2 separate regions of the Homo sapiens genome follow, and region 2 is linked to region 1. The links are chromatin loops, found by intact Hi-C in ENCODE. Cell type or tissue: CD4-positive, alpha-beta T cell. All regions are shown on one strand. Each heading gives the region's core, and the rest is flanking DNA. Links, peaks and the distances in the headings are about the cores only.

The links. A loop is a pair of places that touch in the nucleus more often than their neighbours do. Peaks named below come from ENCODE experiments on the same cell type or tissue, not always from the same donor. Only the 100,000 strongest peaks of a DNase experiment are listed, where the experiment ranks them.
Region 2: it touches region 1 in a loop (3-fold over the local background); 4 of 110 quality-filtered maps call a loop at or near these places.

What each region holds. Positions count from the first base shown.
Region 1 is chr7:150,524,946-150,530,326 of GRCh38, reverse strand. No RefSeq gene overlaps it. Among named protein-coding and RNA genes, the nearest start is that of GIMAP7, 13 kb to the right of the region's middle. In CD4-positive, alpha-beta T cell, for the core only: no CTCF peak of the experiment used is centred there; no DNase peak of the experiment used is centred there.
Region 2 is chr7:150,577,932-150,583,312 of GRCh38, reverse strand. No RefSeq gene overlaps it. Among named protein-coding and RNA genes, the nearest start is that of GIMAP4, 13 kb to the right of the region's middle. In CD4-positive, alpha-beta T cell, for the core only: no CTCF peak of the experiment used is centred there; a DNase peak (open chromatin) is centred at 3,107.

The DNA of each region.
Region 1 (5,381 bases), core at 299-5,298:
AGCAGAATACAATAAATAACCAAAATCAGAGCTGAAGTGAAAGAAATCGAGACACACACACACACACACACACACACACACACACACAAAATTCAAAAGACAAACAGATCTAGGAGTTGGCTTTTTGAAAAAAGTAATAAGATAGACAAGCCTCTAGTTACACTAATAAGGAAAAAAATGGAGAAGACCCAAATAAACACAATCAGAAATGATGAAGGGAATGTTACTACTGATTCCACAGAAATTCAAACAACCATCAGAGACTACGATAAACACCTCTGTGCACACAAACTAGAAAGCCTAGAAGAGATGGATAAACTCTTGGACACATACACCAGCCCAAGACTGAGCCAGGAAGAAGTTGATTCCCTGAACAGACCAATAATGAGCTTTGAAGTTGAATCAGTAATAAATAGCCTACCAACCAAAAAAAAAAAAAAAAAAAGCCCAGTACATGATGGATTCATAGCCAAATTCTACCAGATGTACAAAGAATAGCTGGTACCACTCCTACAGAAACTATTCCAAAAAATTAAGGAGGAGGGACACCTCCCCAACTCATTGTATGAGGTCAGCATCATCTTGATACCAAAACCTGCCAGAGACACAACAAAAAAGGAAAACTTCAGGCCAATATACTTTATGAACTTTGATGCAAAAATCCTCAACAAAATACCTGTAAGCTGAATCCAGCAGGACATCAAAAAGCTAATCCACCATGGTCAATTCAGCTTTATTCCTGGGACGCAAGGTTGGTTCAACATACACAAATCAATAAATGTGATTTATCACAAAAACTGAACTAAAGACAAAAACCACATGATTAATAGACACAGAAAATGCTTTTGACAAAATGCAACATTCCTTCATGTTAAAAACTTTCAGTCAACTAGGTATTAAAGGAACACACATCAAAATAATAAGAGCCGTCTATGACAAACCCACAGTTAACATTGCTGAATTGGCAAAAGTTGGAAACATTCCTCTTAAAAACAAGCACAAGACAAGAACGCCCTCTCTTGCCACTTCTATTCAACATAGGATGAAGTCCTGGCCAGAGCAATAAGACAAGAGAAAGAAATAAAGAACATTTAAATAGGAAGAGAGGAAGTCAAACTATGTCTGTTTGCAGACAACATGATTCTATGTCTAGAAAACCCCATAGTCTTGGGCCAAAATCTCTTTGAGCTGATAAACAACTTCAGCAAAGCTGCAGCATACAAAAATCAATGTACAAAAGTCACTAGCATTCCTATACACCAACAAGATCCAAACAGAGAGTCAAGTCAGAAAGGTAATCCCATTCACAATTGCCACTAAAAGAATAAAATACCTAGGAATACAGCTAACCAGGGAGATAAAAGATCTCTACAACGAGAATTACAAAACACTGCTCAAATATATCAGAAAAGACACAAACAAATGAAAAAACATTCCATGCTCATGAAGAATTAATATTGTTTAAATGGCCATACTGCCCAAAGCAATTTACAGATTAAATGCTATTGCTATCAGACTACCAACAACATTCTCCACAGAACTAGAAATAAAGCTATTTTAAAATTGATGTACAGCCATAAAGGAGCCCGAATAGCAAAAGCAATCCTAAGCAAAAAGAACAAAGCTGGAGGCATCACATTACTCACTTCAAACTATACTACAGAGGTACAATCTCCAAAACAGCATAGTACTGGTACAAAAACAGGTACATAGATAAATGGAACAGATTAGAGAGCCCAGAAATAAGGTCACACATCTACAACCATCTGATCTTCAACAAAGATGACAAAAACAAGAAATGGAGAAAACACTCCCTATTTAACAAATGGTGCTGGGATAACTGGTTAGCCATGTGCAGAAGATTGAAACTGTTGAAACTGGACCTCTTGCTTACACAATATACAAAAATCAACTCAAGATGGATTAAAGACTTAAATGGAAAACCCAAAAGTATGAACACCCTGGAAGACAACTAGGCAATACCATTCTCGACATAGGACTGGGCAAAGATTTCATGGCCAAGACACCAAAAGCTATCGCAACAAAAGCAAAATTGACAAACAGTTATCTAAATAAGAGTTTCTGCACAGCAAAAGAGATATCGACAGAGTCACAGACAACCTACAGAATCAGAGACATTTTTGCAAACTATGCATCTGACAAAGGTTTAATATCCAGCATGTATAAAGAACTTAAACAAATGTACAAGAAAAATAAACTACCCCATTAAAAAGTGGGTAAAGGACATGAACAGACACTTTTCAAAAGAAGACATATATGCAGCCAACAAGCATATGAAAAAAAGCTCAACATCACTGATCATTAGAGAAATGCAAATCAAAACCACAATAAGATATTATCTCACACTGGTCAAGATGGCTACTATTAAAAAGTCAGAAAAATAACATGCTGGTGAGGTTGCTGAGAAAAGGGAATGCTTATACACTGTTGGTGGGAGTGTAAATTTGTTCAATCATTGTGGAAAGCAGTATGGCAATTTCTCATAGAGCTAAAAGCAGAACTACCATTCAACCCAGCAATCTCATTACTTATATGCCCAGAGGCATATAAATCATTCTACCATAAAGACACATGCACATGAATGTTCACTGCAGCTCTATTTACAATAGCAAAGACATGGAATCAACGTAAATGCCCATCAATGACAGATTTGATAAAGAAAATCTGATACATATACAACATGGAATACTATGCAGCCACAAAAAGAATAAGGTTTTGTCTTTTCCGGGAACATGGATGGAGCTGGAGGTTGTTAATCCTTAGCAAACTAATGCAGGAACAGAAAACCAAAAACCGCATGTTCTCACTTATAAGGGGAAGCTAAATGATACGAACTTATGAATGCAAAGAAGGAAACAGCAGACACTGGGTTCTACTTTAGGGTGGATAGTGGGAGTAGGGAGAGGTGCAGAAAAGATCACTATTGGGTAGTGGGCTTAATACCTGGGTGATGAAGTAATCTAGTTTAATTTACCTAGAAATGCTAGTTTACCTATATAACAAACTTTTGTATGTATCCCTGAACCTAAAATAAAAGTTGAAAAAAAAAAGAAAGAATGTACCTCAACACAATAAAGGCCATATGTGACAAGCCCACAGGTAACACCATACTCAATGTTGAAAAGCTGAAAGCATTTCCTGTATGATCAGGAACAAGACAAGAATGCTCAGTCTTGCCACTTTTACCATGGTGCTTGAAGTTCTAGCCAGGGCAATTAGGCAAGAAATAGAGATAAACGATAACCAAATTGGAAAGAAAGACATAAAATAACCTCTGTTTACAGATGACATGATGTTATACATAGAAAACCAAAGACTCCACTTGAAAAAAAAATACAGAAATCAGTTGTGTTTCTATCTACTAACAATTCACTCTACAAAAAAGAAATTAAAGAAACAATCCCATTTACATTAGCTACCCCCAAAATACTCAGGAATAAATTTAACCAAGGAGGTGAAAGACCTATATGCTGAAAACTATAAAATGTTGATAAAAGAAATTGAAGATGACACAAATAAACACAAATATATATATATATATATATATATATATATACACTATATGTGTGTGTGTGTGTGTTTGTGTGTGTAATGTTTATGGATTAAAGTAATATTGTTAAATGTCTTTACTACCCAAAGCAATCTATATAGTCGATGAAATTCTGTCAAAATTCTAATTCCATTTTTCACAAGAGTGAAAAAGAATCTAAAATCTATATGGAACCACAAAAGACCCTAAGTAGCCAAAGCAATCTTCAACTAAAAGAACAAAGCTGGGGCCCTCGCACTACTTAATTTCAAAATATGGTAATCAAAACAAAGCTATAGCAATCAAAACATACTATTATAATTAAAACAAAGCTATAGTAATCAAAAATTATGCTACTAGCATAAAAACGGACATAAAGACCAATGAACAGAATAATAAACCCAGAAATAAGCCTACACATTTATGGTCAGTTGAACATAGAATGTACAAAGACAAAAGGATAGTTTCTTCAATAATGGTGTTGGGAAAACTGGATATCCACATGCAGAAGAATGAAATTGGGCCATTATCTTAAAAAAATCAACTCGAAATGGATTAAATAGTTACATGGTAGGCCTAAAACTGTAAACTGCTAGAAGAAACATGGGGAAAATCTTGATCTGGGTGATGATTTTTTATGACACCAAAAGCATAGGCCACAAAAGCAAAAATAGACAAACGGGGTTATCTCAAACAAAACATATCCTGCATAGCAAAAGATACAATCAACAGTGTGAAGAGACAACCTATGGAATAGGAGAAAATATTTGTAAATCATACATCTCACAAGGGGTTAATATCCAAAATACACAAGGAACTTAAACAATTCAACAGCAATTAAACAAATAACCCAATTAAAAAATAGGCAAAGGACCTGAACAGACATTTCTCAAAATAAGACATACAAATATCTTTATGACAAGAATATGAAAAAAATGCCCAACATCAGTAATCATCAATGAAAGGCAAATCAAAACCACAATGAGATATTATCTCATACCTGTATATTACCAAAAAGACAAAAGATATCAAGTGTTGGCAAGAATGTGGAGAAAAAGTAACACTTGTACACTGTTGGTGGGAATGTAAATTGGTACAGCCATTATGGAAAACAGGATGGAAGCTCCCCCAAAAATTAAAAATAAGAACTACCATATAATCCAGCAAGCTTCTGGGTATATATCTGTTATATTCTGATTGTTTATGTTCCCACAAAATTGATATGTTTAATGTGATGATAAATTTTCATGCTTAGTGTGATGATAACAGGAGATGGGGCACTTGGAATGTAACTAGCTCATGGGGGTAGTGACCTCATAAATGTGATTAATGCCCTTATATAAGAGGCTCAATAGGAAGTTTAAAAAAATAAAATAACAAAACAAAACAAATACAAATAACAAAAAACAAAATAACAAAAAACAGATAACAAATAACAAAAACAAAAACAAAAATAAAAGAGGCTCAAGAGAAGACCCTTGTCCCTTTCACCATGTGAGGTTATAGTGAAAAGATAGATGTCTATGAGGAAATGGGCCTTTACTAGACGCTGAATCTGCCAGTGCTTTGGACTTCTCAGCCTCCAGAACTGTAGGAAATAAATTTCTGTTGCTTATAGGCCATGCAACTTATAGAATTTTGTAATAGCACTCCAAACTAAGAAAGAATATTGGTATCAAGAACTGAAGGTGCTGCTGTAGTAAATACCTAACATGTGCAAGCAGTTTTGGAACTGGGTAATAAGTATAGGCTGGAAGTGAGAGCTTTGTGCTAGAAAAATCCTGCATTGCTGTGAATGGACCATTAAAGATGATTCTGCTGAAGTTCAGAA
Region 2 (5,381 bases), core at 88-5,087, 53 kb before region 1:
CTGCAAGTTCTTGCAAGTCCCTGTCTTTCCCTACCTATCTCTATTTGTCCCTATTTGTCTATTTATCTCCATTTATCCCTCCTTATCTCTATTTGTCCCTGCAGGCCTCTTCAGGTCCCTTCAGGTCTCTTTTTGTCTCTGATAGTCCCTGTTTGTCCCTGTTCAGGTGCCACTTTTGGCTGACTGCCATGGTTATTACTTGAGACTGTCACTATGACAGTTACTACTGTTACTACTTGAAACCATCATCACAAGACGGAATGAAGGGACAAACGTAGAAATGAAAGCTTAAGACAAAAGAAACTTTTATAGGAAGGGGAACTGGGGAAGAAGAATAGCACTCCTCCTTCTAGTGAGCAAAAGCAGCCCCTGAGCTTCTACTGCACTTCGTATTTATTGGGTAGAATGGCCAGAGAGCAGGAGGTAACTACTGGTCCGCTTCTTAATTGATCACAGGTTCATATGATTACTAACAAGCTTCAGATGTACCTAATCACAAGAAACATCGTGCTTGGGGTGTAACTGCCCTCAATATCCCTTCTGGGTGGAAGATGCAGTTTGTCAGTCTGCCAAAATTCTGCATTTATGAGAAACAGTTTGCTGCCTACTCATATAGCCCCAGTGGTATACGGAATTGATCACGACCCTCAGTCTTTCGACCTCCAACATCATCTGTTGTTTCTGAATCACGGAGGAGCCTAGAATGATATTTCTCATCACCTCTTACACTGTATGGTCCAAGTGAGAATAAATCAAGATGAGACATTCACATGAGATTTGGATGGTGGACAAGGAAGAAGGACCATTCTCTGGCAGCAACAGCAGAGAGACAATGAGCAGACCTACCTGCATGTCACAGCAAATGAGCGCCTCAAAACCACCCAGCTCTGTGCATCAGCAAGCTTCCAAGACCTCTGCATTCCCAGCCCTCCAAGGGGTGGGCCAGCCTCTAATTTCCTGGATTTGAAAATATATCCTACCTATACCTACATATGCTTCAATTTTCCTGATCAAATATTCTGTATAAGTGGCTGTATAAGTGGAGGAAGATGAAATCCTTTTGGGGGGCAATCAGGGCAAAATCATGTTGGGTTCCAAAAATGGAACAGAGCATGGTCCAGTAATCCTGGGTCATGAAACATGAAAATGAGACTGCTTACAAGGGATTTGTGTCAAATATCTAGCTAGAATTCTTACTTGACAAGTGTAAATGATTTTAAAACATCTATACCATGAATTCATATTTTGTCCTGAATTTACAACGCCTCTCATAAATTTGGAAATATTTTAAAACAAAACATTCCCCAGGGTATATAAGTACTAAAAACTCTTAACCTTTCACAATGTGGTTTTGTTGTTGAAGCTGTGCTCACAATCCATCTCTTCAGAGCCCTGACAGTGAGGCAGCCAGAAAGGACCCATGCAGGGGAATTCCTTGCTGTTCTCTTTTGCCTTGTCCTCTCAGTGGCTGGGGACAAGGCAAGTAGCTACCAGCTGAGTTGATAGTGGACTCAAAGTGTTTCATTCAAAATGGGTGCCTCAGTGGAAGACCTTTCATGTTGGCAAACATTTAAATATCCAGTCTTTTCCCCAATTTTCCCACAAAAGCTTTCATAATTGAAATAATATTTTCTTTTACCACCTCTCCAAATAAAAATGTGGACAAACATAAACAGAGAGAAATTTTATAGCTTTACAGACTTACGCTAGTAAAGAAGAGAGTTCTAAAATCAAATATCTGAGCTTTCCATCTTAAGAAGAGGAAAAGCAGAGCAGTGATACTACTGTAACCCAGAACCTTACTTGTTTAACTGGGAAACATTGGAGGCATTGCCAAGAATAAGGCAAGCATGCTTGTCATCTCCACTACTGCTCAACATTATAATGGAGGTATTGGCCAATGCAATCAAACAAGATAAATCAATTAGGTGCACAAGAATAAGTAAAGAAAGGCAAACTGTGGAACATCCATATGGTAAAATACTACTCAGAAAAAAAAGAACAGGCAACTCAGATGACTCTCGAAAGCATTATGCTGAGACAAACAAACCCAATCTCAAAAGGGACTTCTTTTACTCATCTCTAGATTCTCAGTGTCTGCTCTAGAACCAACCATGAGATACAAGGAATCAATGAGTGGTAATGAGTGCGTGAGTAGGTATGAAGCCTCAAAACTCTTGAGAGAAGGAAACATGTCTCCCTCTCCTCTTGTATTAATCACAATGCATAGTATTTGCCAAGGACCTTCTGTCTGCCTTCTCTCCTGGGAGGCAAACAGGCAACACTCTTCTTAGAGTTTTTCACTTGGGCTTCTCATCTGCTTGCTGCTTCTTAAGTCAGAACCTTTTTCTTTCCCTCATCTGCAGCATTAACCTGAATGCAAGGGGAAGAATAATTGAGTGTGTGTTACACTGATAACAACCACTGCAGTTAGAGATTTTTTCCTATTAAACCTGAATGTACTTCCTCTTGGGAGGTATGTGTGGCTTTTTGTTCAAATATTTGCTCACAGACAGTAGTAATACAATAGGTGAGAGCAGAAGCTGTCTTACTCTGAGTGATTATTTCTAAAGGAATCGCACATTTCATTGTGTAGTGCTTCTCTTATATTTAAGCCTTTGCTAACTTTTGTTAAATGTACAGTCTAAACTTATTTGTGCTTTGGGGAAATAAGGAAGATATGTATATCCTGGGGTGGAGCCAAGATGGCCAAATAGGAACAGCTTGGGTCTACAGCTCCCAGCGTGAGCGACACAGAAAATGGGTGATTTCTGCATTTCCATCTGAGGTACCAGGTTCATCTCACTAGGGAGTGCCAGACAGTGGGTGCAGGACAGTGGGTGCAGCGCACTGTGTGTGAGCCAAAGTAGGGCAAGGCATTGCCTCACTCAGGAAGTGCAAGGGGTCAGGGAGTTCCCTTTCCTAGTCAAAGAAAGGGGTGACAGACAGCACCTGGAAAACCGGGTCACTTCAACCTTAATACTGTGCTTTTCCAACGGGCTTAAAAAACGGCACATCAGGAGATTATACCCTGCACCTGGCTTGGAGGGTCCTATGCCCACGGAGTCTTTCTGATTGCTAGCACAGCTGTCTGAGATCAAACTGCAAGGTGGCAGCAAGGCTGGGGGAGGGGTGCCTGCCATTGCCAAGGCTTCAGTAGGTAAACAAAACAGCCAGGAAGCTCAAACTGGGTGGAGCCCACCACAGCTCTAGGAGGCCTGCCTGCCTCTGTAGGCTCCACCTCTGGGGGCAGGGCACAGACAAATAAAAAGACAGCAGTAACCTCTGCAGACTTAAATGTCCCTGTCTGACAGCTTTGAAGAGAGTAGTGGTTCTCCCAGCACGCAGCTTGAGATCTGAGAATGGGCAGACTGCCTCCTCAAGTGGGTCCATGACCCCCGAGCAGCCTAACTGGGAGGCACCCAACAGTAGGCGCAGTCTGACACCTCACACGGCTGGGTACTCCTCTGAGACAAAACTTCCAGAGGAACGATCAGGCAGCAGCATTTGCGGTTCACCAATATCCACTGTTCTGCAGCCACCGCTGCTGATACCCAGGCAAACAGGGTCTGGAGTGGACCTAGCAAACTCCAACAGACCTGCAGCTGAGGGTCCTGTCTGTTAGAAGGAAAACTAACAAACAGAAAGGACATCCACACCAAAAACCCATCTGTACGTCACCATCATCAAAGACCAAAAGTAGATAAAACCACAAAGATGAGGAAAAAACAGAGCAGAAAAACTGGAAACTCTAAAAAGCAGAGCACCTCTCCTCCTCCAAAGGAATGCAGCCCTCACCAGCAATGGAACAAAGCTGGACAGAGAATGACTTTGACGAGTTGAGAGAAGAAGGCTTCAGATGATCGAACTACTCTGAGCTACAGGAGGAAATTCAAACCAATGGCAAAGAAGTTAAAAACTTTGAAAAAAAATTAGATGAATGGATAACTAGAATAACCAGTGCAGAGAAGTCCTTAAAGGACCTGATGGAGCTGAAAGCCAAGGCTCCAGAACTAAGTGAAGAATGCAGAAGCCTCAGGAGCTGATGCAATCAACTGGAAGAAAGGGTATCAGTGATGGAAGACAAAATGAATGAAATGAAGCAGGAAGGGATGTTTAGAGAAAAAAGAATAAAAAGAAATGAACAAAGCCTCCAAGAAATATGGGACTGTGTGAAAAGACCAAATCTACGTCTGATTGGTATACCTGAAAGTGACGGGGAGAAGGGAACCAAGTTGGAAAACACTCTGCAGGATATTATCCAGGAGAACTTCCCCAATCTAGCAAGGCAGGCCAACATTCAGATTCAGGAAATACAGAGAATGCCACAAAGATACTCCTCAAGAAGAGCAACTCCAAGACACATAATTGTCAGATTCAACAAAGTTGAAAGGAAGGAAAAAATGTTAAGGGCAGCCAGAAAGAAACGTCGGGTTACCCTCAAAGGGAAGCCCATCAGACTAACAGTTGATCTCTCGGCAGAAATTCTACAAGCCAGAAGAGAGTGGGGGCCAATATTCAACATTCTTAAAGAAAAGAATTTTCAACCCAGAAGTTCATATCCAGCCAAACTAAGCTTCATAAGTGAAGGAGAAATAAAATCCTTTACAGACAAGCAAATGCTGAGAGATGTTGTCACCACCAGGCCTGCCCTAAAAGAGCTCCTGAAGGAAGCACTAAACACGGAAAGGAACAACCAGTACAAGCCACTGCAAAAACATGCCAAAATGTAAAGACCATCAAGGCTAGGAAGAAACTGCATCAACTAATGAGCAAAATAACCAGCTAACATCATAATGACGGGACCAAATTCACACATAACAATATTAACCTTAAATGTAAATGGGCTAAATGCTCCAATTAAAGGACACAGACTGGCAAATTGGATATAGGGTCAAGACCCATCAGTGTGCTGTATTCAGGAAACCCATCTCACGTGCAGAGACACACATAGGCTCCAAATAAAGGGATGGAGGAAGATCTACCAAGCAAATGGAAAACAAAAAAAGGCAGGGTTTGCAATCCTAGTCTCTGATAAAACAGACTTTAAACCAACAAAGATCAAAAGAGACAAAGAAGGTCATTACATAATGGTAAAGGGATCAATTCAACAAGAAGAGCTAATTATCCTAAATATATATGCACCCAATACAGGAGCACCCAGATTCATAAAGCAAGTCCTTAGTGACCGACAAAGAGACTTAGACTCCCACACAATAATAATGGGAGACTTTAACACCCCACTGTCAACATTAGACAGATCAACGAGACAGAAAGTTAACAAGGATATCCAGGAATTGAACTCAACTCTGCACTAAGTGGACATAATAGACATCTACAGAACTCTCCACCCCAAATCAACAGACTATACATTCTTTTCA